2 separate regions of the Mus musculus genome follow, and region 2 is linked to region 1. A link is a loop called in an ENCODE intact Hi-C map of the cell type or tissue named here. Cell type or tissue: heart. All regions are shown on one strand.

Region 1 (8,000 bases):
GTGGAAGGCCGTGGCCTGCTCCCTGCAGATCAAGCCGTGCCATAGCAAATCCCGAGGCAGTATTATCTGCAAGTAAGTCATTCCTGCCTCGGGGAGGCCTGTGGGCTCAGACCTCCCCTCATCGCTAGCCCAGCCTCTCTTTAGAACCTCTGCCCTTTGCCTGAGCCCCCCCCCCACACACACACACACAGTGCTTTCACACTTTCTCCTTCTCTGCTTGAAGGATGCTCCCCATCTTCTTGCCTGAAGCCTGCCCTTCTTCGCTCTTGTCAGATACCAGACATTCTCATGGAGTCTTCCCACATTCCTGTGGCTGATACTAATTTATCCTTAGTGCAAATTCCCATCAAACTTCATGTGTACTTTATTATGGAATCTAGTTCAAGAAGCAGTTTCTAAATACCTTCAGTGCACAACTATGGTTTTATACTTTAAAACTGTTTATTACATCTATCTGTCTGTCTGTCTATCTATTTATCTATCTGTCTATCTATCTATCATTTATTAAGTGTTTATTGGTCCAACTGTGTAAAAATGTGTCCATGTGTACACATGTGGACATCAAAGGACAACTTGGGCCGTAGTGTGAGTGTGGGTGTGGGTGTGAGTGTGGGTGTGAGTGTGGGTGTGTGTGTTCAGTGCATCCCAGATTGAATTCAGGTTATCAGCCTTCACAGCAGGCACCTTTTCCAACAAGCCATCTTGCGGCCCTCTTCTCATACATTTAGGAAGGGAGGCTGTGGGTGAAGGTGTGCCACCTCTGACTGTGTGGTGGTTTTCAGGGATCGGGCTTAAGCTGTTCTTCAGGCTTGGTGGGCGGCATGTCAGCTCACTGTACCATCTCTAGCCCATCTGTGGCTGTAGTTGTGTTCCCGACTGGCACTCCACTTGACTTAGGGATTCTTTCTGTGCCGTCGCCTTCTCCTCCTTGCTTGTCCTCTCAGCTGCCACTCTGTCTTTATTATCATCACCCAGTGGGAGTCAGTGGCCAGTCTTCGGGTCCTGCTCTTAGGAAACAGTGCTGAATGGTTTACTTAGGAGATGTCAGACAAGTACCTGGTGGGAGAAGCAGACCCTCACTGCACAGCCCTCTGCTGCTCTCCAGGCGTCTGCTTTTCCAAGACCAAGTCCACACCAAGCCCTAAACCCTTGGTGTGCGGCTCAGTGCTGCTCAGTTCAGATTAATTACCGTCCAGATCATTTTTTAACTTTTCTTATTTGGTTTAATTTTGATTTTGGAGTCTTCCTGCCTTACTCTATCTATAGTCAGGCTGGCCTTGACCTCATAGCAATCCTCCTGCCTCAGCCTCCTGAGCAGAGATGACAGGTATGAGCTGTCATGCCTGGCTTTTAATGAGTTTTCTGACATGACTCAAGAATGAGCTGAATAAGGGAGAGGTTGAGGTCTAACTATGTGATAATAAGTCAGAGGTCACACATGGGAAGGATGTGCTCATGAAGGTTTCCTTCAGCTAAGGAGCCAAGCCTTCCTCAAAACTAAGAAAAACTAGGAAAGACGTGTGTGTCTTATGTCTACATGTATGCATGCACCACATGCTTGCCTGGTACCCACGGAGGTCAGAAGACCCCTAGAACTGGGGTTACAGATGGTTTTCAGCCACCATGTAGATACTAAAAACTAAACCCATGTCCTCTGCAAGAGCATCAAGTGCTTTTAACTATGTGCCCAGCTTTCCAGCCCTAAACTAAAAAAAAAAAAAAAATGTTGGAAACTCTCTGGTTATTATAAGCCAAACACCACAGTGATAACTAAAAGATCTTAAGATGAGAAAGGGAGGAAAGGAAGGAGAGCAGAGGCAACCGCCTCGGGCCTTGAAAATGGCTTACAGTTTGCAAAGCAGACTGGCCAGCTCAAGTTCCTTTTAAAGGGGGTAGACGCGACACCATGCTTGGAGCAATAAATGTAAGTCTCAGATTACAGGAAGTTAGGCTTTGTAGCTGGAAGTTTACTGTGTAGCTGGAAGTCCCTGTGACTGCTGGGAAAGCTCAGCAGGTAATGGACGCTTCTGAGAGGTTTAAGAAACACAGCTTTGACCAGACAACGTGAGACAGAACCATGAATACAAAATGTTCTTTTTTCTTTCAAGATCAGATTGTGTAGAGATTCTCAAGAAATGTGGAGACCAGAATAAATTCCCTGAAGAACACACAGCTGAAAGTATCTGTGAGTTTCTGTCCCCTGCAGATGACCTGGAGAGCTGTATCCCTCTGGACACGTACCTCAGTAAGGACTGCGTGGGTTTGAGTTTAGAGCTCAAGGGCTTCTCTCATGGTCTCTGCTCTTGTTCTTTGCCTAGGATGAGGAACTATTGTTTGAAGATACCATCTGCATTCGTTATGTTTCTGTTGCTGTGGCAAGAAACACCCAACAAAAGTGTTTAAAGGGAGGAAGGGTTTACTTGGCTCACAGTTCAAGGGTACAGGGGCAACCATGGCAACAGGACTGGGAAGCAGGATCATCAGGCGTTCGGAGGCAGAGGCTGTGCTCAGCTCCCTTCTTCAGTCCAGGCCCCTAACTAATGGAACGGTGCCATCCAATAGGGTAGGGCTAATCTCTCCCCTGAGGGTCCAGAATTTTGTCCCCTAAGTGACTAGACCCTGTCAAGTTGTCATTGCTATCTTAAAATGAGTAAGCAGAAGCTGTAGTTTATCTTTCGGAGGAAAGATGAACTATTTGCCAGTCAGGAACTGTAAAGATGGAAGCGGAAGACAATGTCATCAGAAGTCATGATGTGACCAGAACGTGGAATTCCCCCTAGGAAACTGTCAGCTCTTGTCATCCATATATCAGAACATGAGCAGGCCTGGATTACACTTACCAAATAGAGAAGGGAAGAAAGAGCTCTCCCCTGGGCTCGCACAGGGAAGTGGAACTTGTCTTACTACTTGAGTTTCTTCCTGACAGACACTTCTGCCAAGAGCTACAGCAGTAGGTTGGTACCTCCTTGAGGGAGGAATTGCACAAAGAGCTCCTTAGCAGTGAGACCAGTGAGGCCATGCCCTTAAGTGTTTGGGCCGCCACCAGGGGGCGCCAGTGCCATAAACTATCTGGCCAACAGAAAAGCCTACTTGCTGCTTTTCCAGTTAGGATTAAGCCCAACTGCCAATAACAGAGCAGTTAGAAGCACAGGAAGACTCAGAGCAAGTAGGCCAGGATGTTTATGGTGGTGCAGCATCAGGAATGCAGGCTTCTCAGCCTTCCTGCACTCACTCTGTTCCCTGCACTTCGCTGGCCTGCCAAGGATGCTGGCACTTTATCCAACTCACTCTAGTTGGCAAAAGGGAGGTGAAGAACCTTCTATTATAATCTCAGGGGATGCTTATAAGTGTATGGAAAACTTGGAAGGGTTGTCTTTTTAGCTTTGGGTTTATGACCACCTTGAATAAAAACAGGATCTACTAAACAAATAGAGAAGAAAGGGTGGTGAGTGTATAACAGGCAGTATCTGTTGGGCTCTCAGGATAGAGACTATGGAACATGCCCTAGCTTTTGCCCCTGTGACCTTGGGAAGATCCCCTCCCAAGTTCTAGGTAAGACTGCCCAGAGTGATGGGGCTGAGCGAGAAGGCTCCCGCAGCCTCTGTCTCTGCTAATTCACAATGCTAGCAGCCTACAGCAGTGTGTGTTGGAGAAAATGATTTCAGCAGGAAGGAAACGAGACAACACTCCAGCATGAACAGCAGCACTCTCCTTAAATACCACATGTGCTTGCAATGCTGCTCTCCCTTGGCAGGATGTTGGAAGGTAGATATGACTGTGTTGTGGGTCTCCATAACAGATGGCCATTTATTATTCAACACATAAACATGTATTTGATCACCATAGCCCAGGCAAGTCCCATCTCTGAACTGCTGGCCACTGAAGTTATCTGAGTTGATCTTATTCTCTTCCAGATAGGAACTCCATGTTAGCTTGTCTGTTTTGTTCATTAGTGTATCTAGTACCCAGGTCCTGCCAACTGTATTGTAGGTCCCCATTAGTAAGTGAATGGTTGGGTACATTGTGATAAGCTGACAAATGAAGAAATCCAAATGTTTAGTTAGGGCTGGTTAGACTCAGGCCTTACTTTCTGCCTGTGAGCTCTCCATCTCTTCCAGTCATGATGATCCGGGTAACTTAAAGATGCGCTACTCTTTTAGATTGATTACACTGATCAGTTTTGGGCTTTTCAGGGCCAAGTGCTTTAGGAAACATCATAGAAGAAGTGACTCACCCCTGTAACCCAAACCCCTGCCCAGCCAACGAGCTCTGTGAAGTGAACCGGAAGGGGTGTCCGTCTGCAGATCCCTGCCTTCCATACTCCTGTGTTCAAGGTAAGAGATGGCACTGTGAGTGCCGTATGCACATGGGGCATGTGCTGGCACTTCCTTAGAGGAGGGGTCTTTACCCGGGCTACAAGGACATTTTCTGTGCTATCTTTTTATGTAATGTTTAAGGGTTTTCCACACACACAAAAAAAGTATATTTATGCAAACAAAGACACATATGTTGAGATTTAATCTCTTGCTAGGTATTGTAATGCTCAATACTGGCTCCCAGGGTCTGGTGGCCCCCAGGGATGAGGAAGTCCTCATGTACACCAAGTGATGCTGTGTAACCTTGCTCCTTAGTTTAAAACTACTGGTTGAATAAAGATGCTGACAGCCTATATCTGGAAGAACAGTCATTGCTCTTAACCACTGAACCATCTCTCCAGCCTCTGATTGTTTATTTTTTGATAAGGTCTCACTACATAGTAGCCCAAGCCATCTTCCTGCCTCAGCTTTCCAGTTCTGGAAGTACAGGTGTATATTTCTGTACTTGGCCAAAGCTATGTATCGTCATAGTAGTTTTGTACTAAATTATTTGGGGTATGTGTCCTTAATCACGCGTAAGACATGGAATTTTCATTTGAGAGGTTATACCTTTTGGCCAGTGAGCAAAATCAATTTCTTATATTGGTAAAAGTTCTATAACATAACCTTTTTTAAAAACATGTATTTTAGTGTTTTACCTGCAACTATATATGCATACCATGTGAGTGTAGTGCCCACAGAGGCCACAAGAGGGTGTCAGGTCTACTGGAGCAATAAAGGTTGTGAGCCACCACATTGTTGCTGAGTAATGAACCTGGGTCCTCTGGCAGAGCAGCCAGTGCTCCTAACTGCTGAGCCGTCTCTCCAACTCTGTAACATACTCTTACAATCTTTAACAGCTACACAGTCCTGGAAGACTTTATTAGCATGAAGTATGTCTAATGTGATTCATTGTCATAGGACGATATTATCAGTTCATCGTCCTGTTCTTGTCTGTATTCTGTACAGGCTGCAAATTGGGAGAAGCTTCTGACTTCATCGTCCGCCAGGGGACACTGATCCAGGTGCCGTCCTCTGCAGGGGAAGTTGGTTGCTACAAGATCTGTTCCTGTGGACAAAGTGGCCTCTTGGAAAACTGTATGGAAATGCACTGTATCGACCTCCAGAAGTCTTGTATTGTCGGAGGAAAAAGAAAAAGTGAGTCTCGAGGATACTAGTGTTTGGTCTTAGCACGCTGTGAACGTGGTTGTCTTCACTTTGCACAAAGAGTACTAGATGAGTTCTTGCTGAAGAGTACAATCTACACATCCTATATTCCAGGACAGTACTTTCTAATCTTTACAGAATGCTGAGGGGGGGGGGGGTTGGAAATGTTTTGTTTTAAGTCAGATCTTGTGATGGCCTGTAGCTCACTACATAGCCCAGGTTGACTTTGAATGTGCAATAATCCTCCTGCCTCTGTCTTCTGAGTGATAGGATTACAGTCAGGCACCACCACAACCAGGGAGTACTAGGACTTGTAAAGTGCCCTTTTGGAAGCCTCCCGAGAAGGGCCTGAGTGTTAATCTCCGTGAGCTCTGACTGTGTGCCAGGCACATTACCTCACATTATCTCTTAGTCATCTGAGTCCCTCCTTGTGTAGGTATTGTTATTATTACTACCTCTCTTAGTTAGGGTTTCACTGCTGTGAACAGACACCATGACCAAGGCAAGTCTTACAAGGACAACATTTAATTAGGGCTGGCTTATGAGTTCAGAGGGTCAGTCCATTATCATCAAGGTGGGAGCATGGCAGCATCCAGGCAGGCATGGTGCAGGAGGAGCTGAGAGTTCTACATCTTCATCTGCAGGCCTCTAGACTGACTTTCAGGCAACTAGGACAAGTATATTAAAGCCCATGCCCACAGTGGCACACCTACTCCAGCAAGGCCACACTCTCTAATAGTACCGTTCCCTGGGCTGAGCATATGCAAACCACCACAGTATCCCTATATCACAATTGATTCTCATAGAGTCACTGCGCCAGGCACTGGAGCTCAGGCCCATGACCCCAGAATGAGGAAGGCTGAGTGTCACCCTCCCTGGGGGACAGAGCGCGCCCCAGACCATATAGGATATATGAGATATATAGGGAGATTTGGATGGGGTGTGCCATCTATGATGATGAGTTTCTAAGAGTGGACTGCTGCATTTCAGACATGAGAGCTTTGTCATTTGAGGCCAGCCTGGTCTACGTAGCAAGCTCCAGGACAGCCAGTGCTACATAATGAGACTTTGTCTCAAAATAAATACCTTAGATTTAGGCCCCTAGTTTATGTATTTATAAGTTGTATTTTAAGAATTGATGCTGTAAAACTTTTTAGGGACTTGGGGGATGGCTCATGTGGCAAAGCATTTTGCAACAACCTAAACTTGAGTCCCCATAACCCATATGAAGATGCTGGGTATGGTGGTACACACTTGCAATCCCAGCCTTGGTGAGGCTTGCTTGCTGCACAAACCTGACCTGAGTGTGCTCCCAGACCCTACCATGGAAGTGAAAACCAGCTCTGAAAAGTTGTCCTCTGACCTGCACGTGCACACTGTGGTGCATATGTACCCACGCGTGTGCATGCACACACAAGAGTAATAGAGTTTTTAAATTTCAGACTTTTATATTTTCAAAATCAACTTTCAAACAATTAAATTTTAATTGATGTTGGTTTTGTGCTTGTGAGTGTGTGTGTAATGTGTGTGCGCGCCACAACACATCTATGGATATCAGAAACAACGTGGAGGACTTGATTAATTCCTCCTCTTCCAGGTAGGCCTTGGGGATTGGATTCAGGTGGGCAGAGTCTGCAAGCATCTACCCACTGAGCCATCTCACAGCCCTGTGGTCTGTGTCTCGGTATGTAATGTAACTGACGTTTTCTTTCTTTCAGGCCACGGAACATCCTTTACTATTGACTGCAATGTCTGTTCTTGTTTTGCGGGTAATTTAGTGTGTTCCACCCGCCTGTGCCTCAGTGAGCACAGTTCAGACGACGACCGCCGCACCTTCACAGGTAGCCGGGGCCTTGGGCCATCCTTCTCTGCACTTGTTCTCTCCCAGGCACTGCAGGCCCTGCCTGAACTGCAGATGCTCATAGTCCATCAGTGTCCCACCTGAGAGTACGGTGTCCATGGCGTTCTAGCTTTGTTTCTCATTATGTACGTTCTTAGGCAGCTCTCCTCATCCGCCGATTTGCACAGGCTCCCACAAACAAGGTTCAGGAAACCCCCAAGCTAGACTTGAGTGATCTGATTTCTAAGTTTGATTTGCTAGGTCAGAAGAAAACAGCTTTGTTGATCCTACCTACAACCCTCTTTCTGCCTGGGTCTGGAGACACCTATTAAATAGCAATGAAAAGAACAAAGGAATGCCGTGCTGCAGAAAGAGCTTTTCAGAGCTCTCTAGAACCAAAGGAGCTGAGATAGATCTGTGTCATGGGTTGTAGAAGAGGTTTGTCTTGGTTTTGTCTTTTTCCTGAGTTAATTAACATATGATTCTATCTTGATATGATTTGTCAGTGGTTTGTCTCTATCAGCACATAAGGAAGGAGTAGATGTGTTCATGTGAAGCCGTTTTCTCTCCTCAGGTCTGCCCTGTAACTGCGCAGATCAGTTTGTCCCAGTGTGTGCACAGAATGGACGCACTTACCC
Region 2 (8,000 bases), 100 kb after region 1:
AACTGCTAGAAACAGAGGCTACAAGTCTCCTGGGTCTTGTGAGCAAAATTCAACTTGGATTGAGTTTGGCTCTTAAACTGGGCCTGGTTTCATCAACTGTAATGGCAAGATCTGGGAAAGGTAGGCCCTGGAGCCCTGAGATGAAAGGTCAGCTGCAGAGTCTCGTTACTTTGGAGAGAATTACAGACTAAGTATACAGATCCCCTAAATGTAGCCTTGCCCTCCTAAAGAGGCTTTCTGAAGTCCGTCCTTAGCACGGACGTGCTCTGTAATTAGGTCGTTCAGGATGTCCCAGCATGGACTGCAGGATTGAGGCTTCACCGACGACTGCCTGTGCTTAGGAAGCTCTGGGCTCATGAACATGCTTTTAAAAGAGGGGCTGGAGAGATGGCTCAGCGGTTAAGAGCACTGACTGCTCTTCCTGAGGTCTTGGGTTCAATTCCCAGCAACCACATGATGGCTCATAACCTTCTGTGATGCAATCCAATGCCCTCTTCTGGTGTGTCTGAAGGTAGCTGCAGTGTGCTCTTACACACACACACACACACACACACACACACACACATTACACTTACTGAAAGTTAATACTGTGGGGAGAGAAAACACTCCGTCCCCTATCATTACCAAACAGTAGCTGTGGTATGCACTCATTTCGTAGGGGCCCTTACTTCTTGGAGGTAGCCTAGGGAGATGCTCAGAGTATAGCTCCCTGCCACAGGCAGATTAACTTTCTGCTGGATTCAGAGCCACCCACCTTTTACCAAGTAGGAGGCATGCCACTCATTTCATTGTTTTTTTAAAAAAAAAAAAAAAAAAAAGGACAAAAACAGATCCCAAGGCAGACTGGGCCTTAGGTTATTCGCTGTGGGCTGGGTCTGGCATTTCGGGGGCAGCTCTTAGAAGGAAATCTTTCAGAAAATATAGCCAGCTGATGCCATTGTGAAGCAACTATGACAGAATAAGTGGGCTCTTATTAAGACAGTCCTTTAAAACTCCCCGTGTTTCTTGATCATCTTTGACATTGTCCTTTGATGCCAAGCCTAGGCCTCTCAACCTGGACATGTCTCTGAGGGGTGTACTCTAAGACAGTGCCTTTCAGGTTCCATTTGAGTAAGGTGGGAAGGACTTTGGTCAGGGTCAGTTGCCATCCGGCCGCCCAGAGCCTCTGTGCTGATGTGAAGTGTGAAATGTCAGGCTCCTCTGCTCTTGCCACCTCAAGACGATTCCCCTCCAGGATCAGGTGTGGCTCTGCAGTAAAGAACGATGTTGCAGTGGGGAGTACACCCCAGCAAAAGTGCCTCAGCACCGCTCCACTCTGGAGGCCCTGGGGCAAGTCCACTAACATCGAGTCCCATGGCTTCAGCAACTTGACAAATAGACCTTCAAGCTTAATAATGAAGACATTGGGAACAGGCTTTCTATTGCACAAGTTTGTGCTTATTCCCTTTATTTAAAGGAATACCCCACGTCTATTAGAGGAACTTAACCTTAGAGGGTGAGGTTCTGAGCATGTAGTCAGATTGCAGTACTTTAGTTTACTCGGAATTGTAGAATGTTGAGTTGCCTGATCCTCCCTAGTTTCTGATTTTTTTTGGGGGGGGGGTTGAGACAGGGTTACTCTGTATAGTCCTGGAACTCACTCTGTAGACCAGGCTGGCCTGCCTCTGCCTCCCAGGTGCTGGGGTTAAAGGTGTGCGCCACAACTGCCCGACCTCCCTAGTTTCACAGAGAAGAGATTTCTTATGGAGTGTTAACACGTCGATGTCGGAAACCAGCTGAGTCTGCCTTATAAAAGCTGCTCACAGCTCAGGTCTGAGTGCATAAGGTTAGGGTATGCTAACCACCATCCCCACATCCTAGGACAGAAGATACGTTTTCTACTCTTTAATCCTGTAGATTTTGTTTTTTGTTTTTGTTGTTTTATTTTGATACAGTCTTTTCTGTGTAATCCTGGTGGCTGGCATCAAACTCAGAGAGATCCTCCTGCCTCTGCCTCCCAAGTGCTGGAATTAAAGGCCTGTACTACCACTGCCTGTCTTCGAGTGATTTCTTTAGAGGATGGTGGTTAGGAGAATTTATAAATCATTTGAGGTGCTAGGAATGAAGTTCTGTGATGCAGGACTTTGTGTTAAATCCTCAAAATGACATAGGGAAGGAGGGGTATCAGCCAAGCCATTGGTGGTACCACACTACTATAATTGGATACTCTGAAGGCTGAGACAGAAAGGAGGCTAACCTGGAACATAGAGACCTATTCTGAAATAAAACAAAACCCTTCACCACTTGGGAGCACATCCAGGCCAGGTCTTCCTGAGTGAGGTGAGGAGGAGTCAGCAGAAGGGTGGGGGCAACGCGGTGGTGGTGTTTGGTTCCTATGTAGCCGGTACTGTGTTGTCTATGCCAAACCTTATCTTTTACCCCAAGTTAGGGCCTACCTGTTGTTGCACCAGAGAGTGAATCATTCAGTTGTGGCCTATGAGAAAGAATTCCCTTTTCAGAGACTCAGAACAGTGGAAGTCTCCTGCAGTTCATGCTTGGGGGACAACTCTGCAGCATCTCCCTTCCCAAGCAAGAAGAGAAACATTCCCCTTGTTAGAGGTCTCTTGTGTTAGGACTTTCAGCTCTAACCAAAACCACTTGAGGAATTAAATCCACTATTCTTAGCAGTGGTAGACTTCTTTTTCCATGCCCACTGTAGAGCTATTTATAGAATGGAGTTCTGAATTGTTATTTTAGGCCTTTGGTCAGGCATTCCTCTCCCCGTTTCAGGCTTCCCTAAGCCCTGACAGGTGCTGATTCCAGGTCGGCCTTACCCTGGGAGGAGAGCAGACAGGTGGGGCGCCTGTGCGCTAGTGTCTCTAATTTTGTCTGTCAGAGGCCCTGCTTGTCTTAGAGACAAGCTCTTTATTCTTGGGGCTAGTAGTGAAGAGGCAGGGCCTCACCAAGGCCTTTGTTGTGAGTGATGCCCTGAGGGGAGGCTGCAGACCTTTCTTCTCCCCCAGTGAGAGCAAAGCAGCATAAATGGATTAGGCTAAGCCTTCTGTAAACTAAAGGGATTAGGGTGTAGAGCTGCCTGCCCTTCTGTGCCTCCCACTCGCCTGACTGACTCACCCGCAGCTTGTTTCCCTGAGTTACAACCAGGCTGCTCCTTTTGCTTTCTTTCCGTTTCCACAGATATCCTCTGTGTAGAGAATTAGGAAAGAATGAAGGGTATGTGTGTATTTTAAAAGTAAACTAAAACCGCCGGAGGTCTAGGTCAGTTAGTCGTGATTGCATGGCCTGTGTGAGGCCCTGGGCTTGGTCCGCAGCACTGCCTGAAGGGGATCCTCGCCATCCCCGCATTCCTAAGATTGGGAACGAGAGTAGGAGACCTAGAACATCAAGGGCATCCTCGGTTACCTGTCAAGTTTAAGGCTAGCCTGGGCTACATGAGGCCCCGTATCAAAATGAAATAAATAGAAACTGGAATATATGTTACTAGAATTTGCTTTCAGATAAATGTGTGTGTAAACTGATGAGTGACCTGATTGTCCTTTAAATGGCCTTCCAGCCAATGTCTGCCGCCTCAATTTTGGGAGGCCAGGACTACAAAGTGAGATCCTATCTCACAAAACAAAATTTTCCTGTTTGTTTGTTTGTTTGTTTAAATCCTAAAACAATATAGCAAAGAACAAGCTGAGGTTTGGCAGGGTCATTCCCAGTGTGCCTGTGCCCTGGTTAGTTGGGTCCTGCACATTCCCACCCCACCTGCCTCCCGCCCTCGAGTATATAAGGACTTGGTGAGGTCAGGATTTTAAGCTACACTTTGTCAAAAGCCCAGACTGGCATGTGTTTAGAAACTGCCCTGGCTTCCTGAGCAGACACGGAACCCTGGGGCCCAAACTAGCTTCCATTTCCCCAGAGCACTTACCCCAGCCTCTTCTACGTCTAAGGCGCACTGTGCAACAGCCACAGGTTTTTTGTTCCACCAAGCAAGTGTGGGAAAGCAATGGTTGGGTCCAAGATTTGGGATTAAATCTTTGGGGCTGTGCCCATCTGTTGGCTGGCAGTGGTCATACCCAGTGATAATTCCTGAGGCTGACAGAAAGTCAGCATGGCACCCTGAGCTGGCAAACGTTAGTGTGTAGTGAGGAAAACACGTGCACTGCGATCCACACTGCCACCGGCTGACCAAGTCTTCATCGCTGAGCCTCAGTCACCTTGCCTGGGAGGAAGGCGAGGACACCGTCAGCAACGGTGCTGACTAACGGTTGCCGTGTGTGGAATGGCATGTAGCCCATAACAGAGTGCTTACTAAAGGCTGTCGCCGGTGAAGCCCAAAGCTGACGCTGCAGTGCTCTCCTGTGGCGGGCACCAGGAAGGCCAGTTTCCAAGATGCCCCTCTCTGTGCACTGGAGTGCCCACCGCTGGAAGGCCCTGGGTCAGACGGAGCCCGGGGAGCAGTTCCCTGGGGACTGTCAGGTGCAATACTGTGGGGTTTAGATGTTTTCTGCTTCTCAATGTTCTCTCTTTTTTCCTGCCTGCTTGCCTGCCTTTGGACTTCTTGCTGTCTAGGGTGGCAGACGAAGCTTTCTACAAACAACCCTTCGCTGACCTGATTGGTTATGTGTATGTTGCAAAACTAATTCCTTTTCTTGTTTTGATTCTTTCTGTTTAGAGTTAATGCTCCTTTTTGTCACAAGTTGCTTTGCTTTTTAAATCTTTCACATTGGCTCTGTGGGGCTGCTTGAGAGTTGATAAGCTAGATATGACTGTTGCTAATCTTGCACAACTGTCACTCCCTGCTCTCCCTGTGGCCATTTGCATACTGGAGGTCCTGGAGGGAAGCAAGCTTCAATGGTCTCTCTGGGAAGGGTTTTTTTGGGCTTAGTTGGGTCTGACCACTTGCTGGTGCTGCCAGCTTCCAGGCCCTGCTGCCTGCCTGTCTGCCCCTGCGGAGCCTGCGGTGACCTAAGATGTTGGGGCCATGGTCTGCAGCACAATATTACCAGAGTCAGAGCCGGGGAGCAGGAGGTGGAGGCTCTGCCTTGCCAATTCCTGATCCTTAAAGAACATGAAGTGTCATTCAGTCAGGCAGTGTGGGTATCTGACACTGTTTCCCTGGTCTTAGATAGCAGAAATTGCTATTTTAGTGGCTAGCTTCTGGTGCCCTGCCCTCTTCCCCAGCACAGAGCCTCCCTAGTTGTGAAGTCAAGATACTCAAAACTGTCCAGTAAACTGCCGCAGTTTTCTCCCCCAGAAAACTACCTTTTCTAGCAAAGCTTTTTTGTTTTTAATAAAGATCCTTGTTAGTGACCTTAGTATTGCTGAGGACTTGGAAATAGTCCTGCTTCCTTTTTATGACAGAACTAGGAAGGAAAAAGAACAACTACTTGGGGAAGGTGGTAGACAGAGTCTCTTGGGGCCCATGACCCTGGGATGGCCACCTCATTAGACGGCAGAACTGGGTTTCCTGGGCCCCGGGTGAGTTTGCAGTGAAACTTGTGAAATGCTGGACTTACAGGTGGTGTTGGCTTTGACTTTTACACATTCTCTGGAGTAGAGAAATGGAGACTGGAAAAGTTGAGTCTGGGTTTGCTGGACAGCAGGGTGGCCCGCCAAAGGCAGCTGCACGCTCCCAGGCCAAGAAAGACCGGCAAGGGCATGTCTAGCTTACTGACCATCTGCATTGAGCCATTCTCATTTTCTATATCTGACCTAAAGTTTCTCCTTGTTTCTTTTCTTCTCTTCACCTTTAAGCACAAACATAAACCATCCTTGCTACAGCCTAGAACAGTTAAGTAAACCTTTCTCACTGCCCCTAACTGTGTGTGCCATGAAGTCGCAGTGTTGTAGTGGCTCTGGGCTTCAGCAGTGTTTGCCACGGCCATCCCTGTGATAGTGCCACCCTCTGTCCCCACAGACCGGTCATCTCCATTGCTTTTGCTTTGCCCGTGATGCTTGTTGGAGTAGCTGAAGTCCATCGTGTCTTTCCCACTTCTCCCACGTGCCTTTGGGCTGTTGCTCCAGCCAGTTAGTTCCCACAGGGCAGGCTGATCCCCATGTGAAAGAGTGTTGGAGTGGCATCCTGCCAAAAAGCAGCTCACATTAGCTCTCCTGCCAGGATCTTCCCTGAGTGGCACCAGATACCTGACTGGAGAGAAAATGGCAGACTGTTGGCTGAGCTGGTGAATGTCCTAACAACCCCTTCCAGAATGGCTTCAGTGTGGTGCCTGCTAGCATGGGTGCTTGGTCTTGAATACCTTCTGCTCTGCCCTGTTTCTCTCCAGCCTTAGGAGTGAGTTTGAGGCTATGATGCAGTGACCCGAGGGCTTTTTAGAAGTCTTAATTCCCTTGAACCTCAGTATGGCCCAGCACAAGCTACTCTGCAAGCCCTTGATCAGCCTGCTGCTTAGTTCTTGTTCAGAAAAGCAGTTTGTAGTTGGCCAAGGAGTTGATTTTTCATGCTCTGATGAGCAAAGCCAGCCATAGAGACAGACCAAGCCCTGAACCAAACCTGTACTCCGCCATTTCACAGAGCAGCCTGGGTACCTGTATCTAGGAGAGCTGGGCACATCTGCCCTTGCTTGTGGCCTGAGCTAGGGGCCAATACTCTCTGGAAAACCAGAATGCCACTAAGTCAAAAGTCACTTACTTTGTAGCAAGTTATAGCAAGACAGCCACCAGATTGCTCAAAGGGTTTTTTTGTTTGTTTTTTTTTTTTTTTACATTAAACCAACATATTGTGTTATTGCTTCCAGGGCAGCAGAAGAAGCCTTTGTAAACGACATTGACGAGTCATCCCCAGGCACTGAGTGGGAGCGGGTGGCCCGCCTGTGTGACTTTAACCCCAAGTCCAGCAAACAGGCCAAAGATGTCTCTCGCATGCGCTCAGTCCTCATCTCCCTGAAGCAGGCCCCCCTGGTGCACTGAAGAGCCACCCTGTGGAAACACTACGTCTACAATATCTTAATCCTACTCAGTGAAGCTGTTCACGTAATTGGATTAATTATGTTGAGTTCTTTTGGACCAAACCTTTTGTCTTTAGAGTTGATCATTGTTTGTGATTGCATGTTTCCTTCAACTGTGTTCTCCCTGGCATTCAGAGACGAGAGAGGAAGAGGAAGGGAGAGGAGCTCCCGACAGTAGCCTCAACCTGTGCTTTTGTGCATTATTCTGAGAATAAATTTCTGTTTCAAACAATGTATACATGAAGCATCTTTAATTGATCTGAAAATGGTCTTGCAGCTTGGGGGACAGGTTTAAAGGGGTGAGTGATTCTCATTGATTTCTGGGGCTGAGAAGACACAGCCACTGAGTGTCCACCGTTCTAAACTATAGTAACTCCATATGTCTGGTGTTTGGGGGTTGAGATACTAGAGAGTGAGTCTAGGGTCTTGGGTGCCATGCATGGAACCTGCTATTAGCCTATCAGCCACTCTCTTTACCTTCTGAAATAGGGGTCAAATTTAAGAACCAGGTTAAAGGCCTCTCCATAAGGCCTTACTCCTCCCCACGAACCTCCGTGGCCCCAGAACATGGCCCTTGGTTTTGGTACTGGCTACATGCCGTTTCTGGGGTTTGCTTGGATATGTGACAGTTTTAAATTTTGATATTATCCAGATGAAATAAACTAGAGGACAAAGTGATGGCTGTGAGTTCCAAGGCTAGATCATAAAGGGCAGCACAGCTGGCATGTTACATCACTACCTGTAACCCCGCTGGCGTGTTTCAGCTCTGCCTGTAACCCCGCTGGCGTGTTACATCTCTGCCTGTAACCCCGAGCCACTTTTCAAGAAGCTCTTCTGCTCTGAAGCCACCGTGTATCAAGGAAACGCAAGCTCGCCCAGAGACCGCCTGAGAGACCTTCGTGTCAGCTCTAGGAAGTGCGCAATGCTAGGAGTAAAGGCTCTCCCACTTGTGACTCAGACGTCATGGATAGGGTTGCTGATGTTTAGAATCCTTCGTGTCTTTTGTTGTGCAGCATTGACAATTCTTGCTTAGCCACATGTAGCTTCATG

The links. A loop is a pair of places that touch in the nucleus more often than their neighbours do. Peaks named below come from ENCODE experiments on the same cell type or tissue, not always from the same donor. Only the 100,000 strongest peaks of a DNase experiment are listed, where the experiment ranks them.
Region 2: it touches region 1 in a loop (2.9-fold over the local background); 3 of 42 quality-filtered maps call a loop at or near these places.

What each region holds. Positions count from the first base shown.
Region 1 is chr4:43,922,953-43,930,952 of GRCm38, forward strand. It overlaps Reck (reversion-inducing-cysteine-rich protein with kazal motifs), which reads left to right. Exons shown (of 21, transcript NM_016678.2): 11 at 1-72; 12 at 2,109-2,245; 13 at 4,194-4,334; 14 at 5,325-5,513; 15 at 7,241-7,363; 16 at 7,937-8,000. Among named protein-coding and RNA genes, the nearest start is that of Glipr2, 31 kb to the right of the region's middle. In heart, CTCF peaks have their summits at 3,041 (motif pointing right) and 5,063 (motif pointing right); a DNase peak (open chromatin) is centred at 3,049.
Region 2 is chr4:44,025,661-44,033,660 of GRCm38, forward strand. Clta (clathrin, light polypeptide (Lca)) reads left to right here. Exons shown (of 6, transcript NM_001080384.3): 6 at 6,741-7,186. The coding sequence ends at 6,912. Among named protein-coding and RNA genes, the nearest start is that of Clta, 25 kb to the left of the region's middle. In heart, a CTCF peak has its summit at 4,352; DNase peaks (open chromatin) are centred at 4,221 and 6,061; H3K27ac peaks cover 2,774 bases.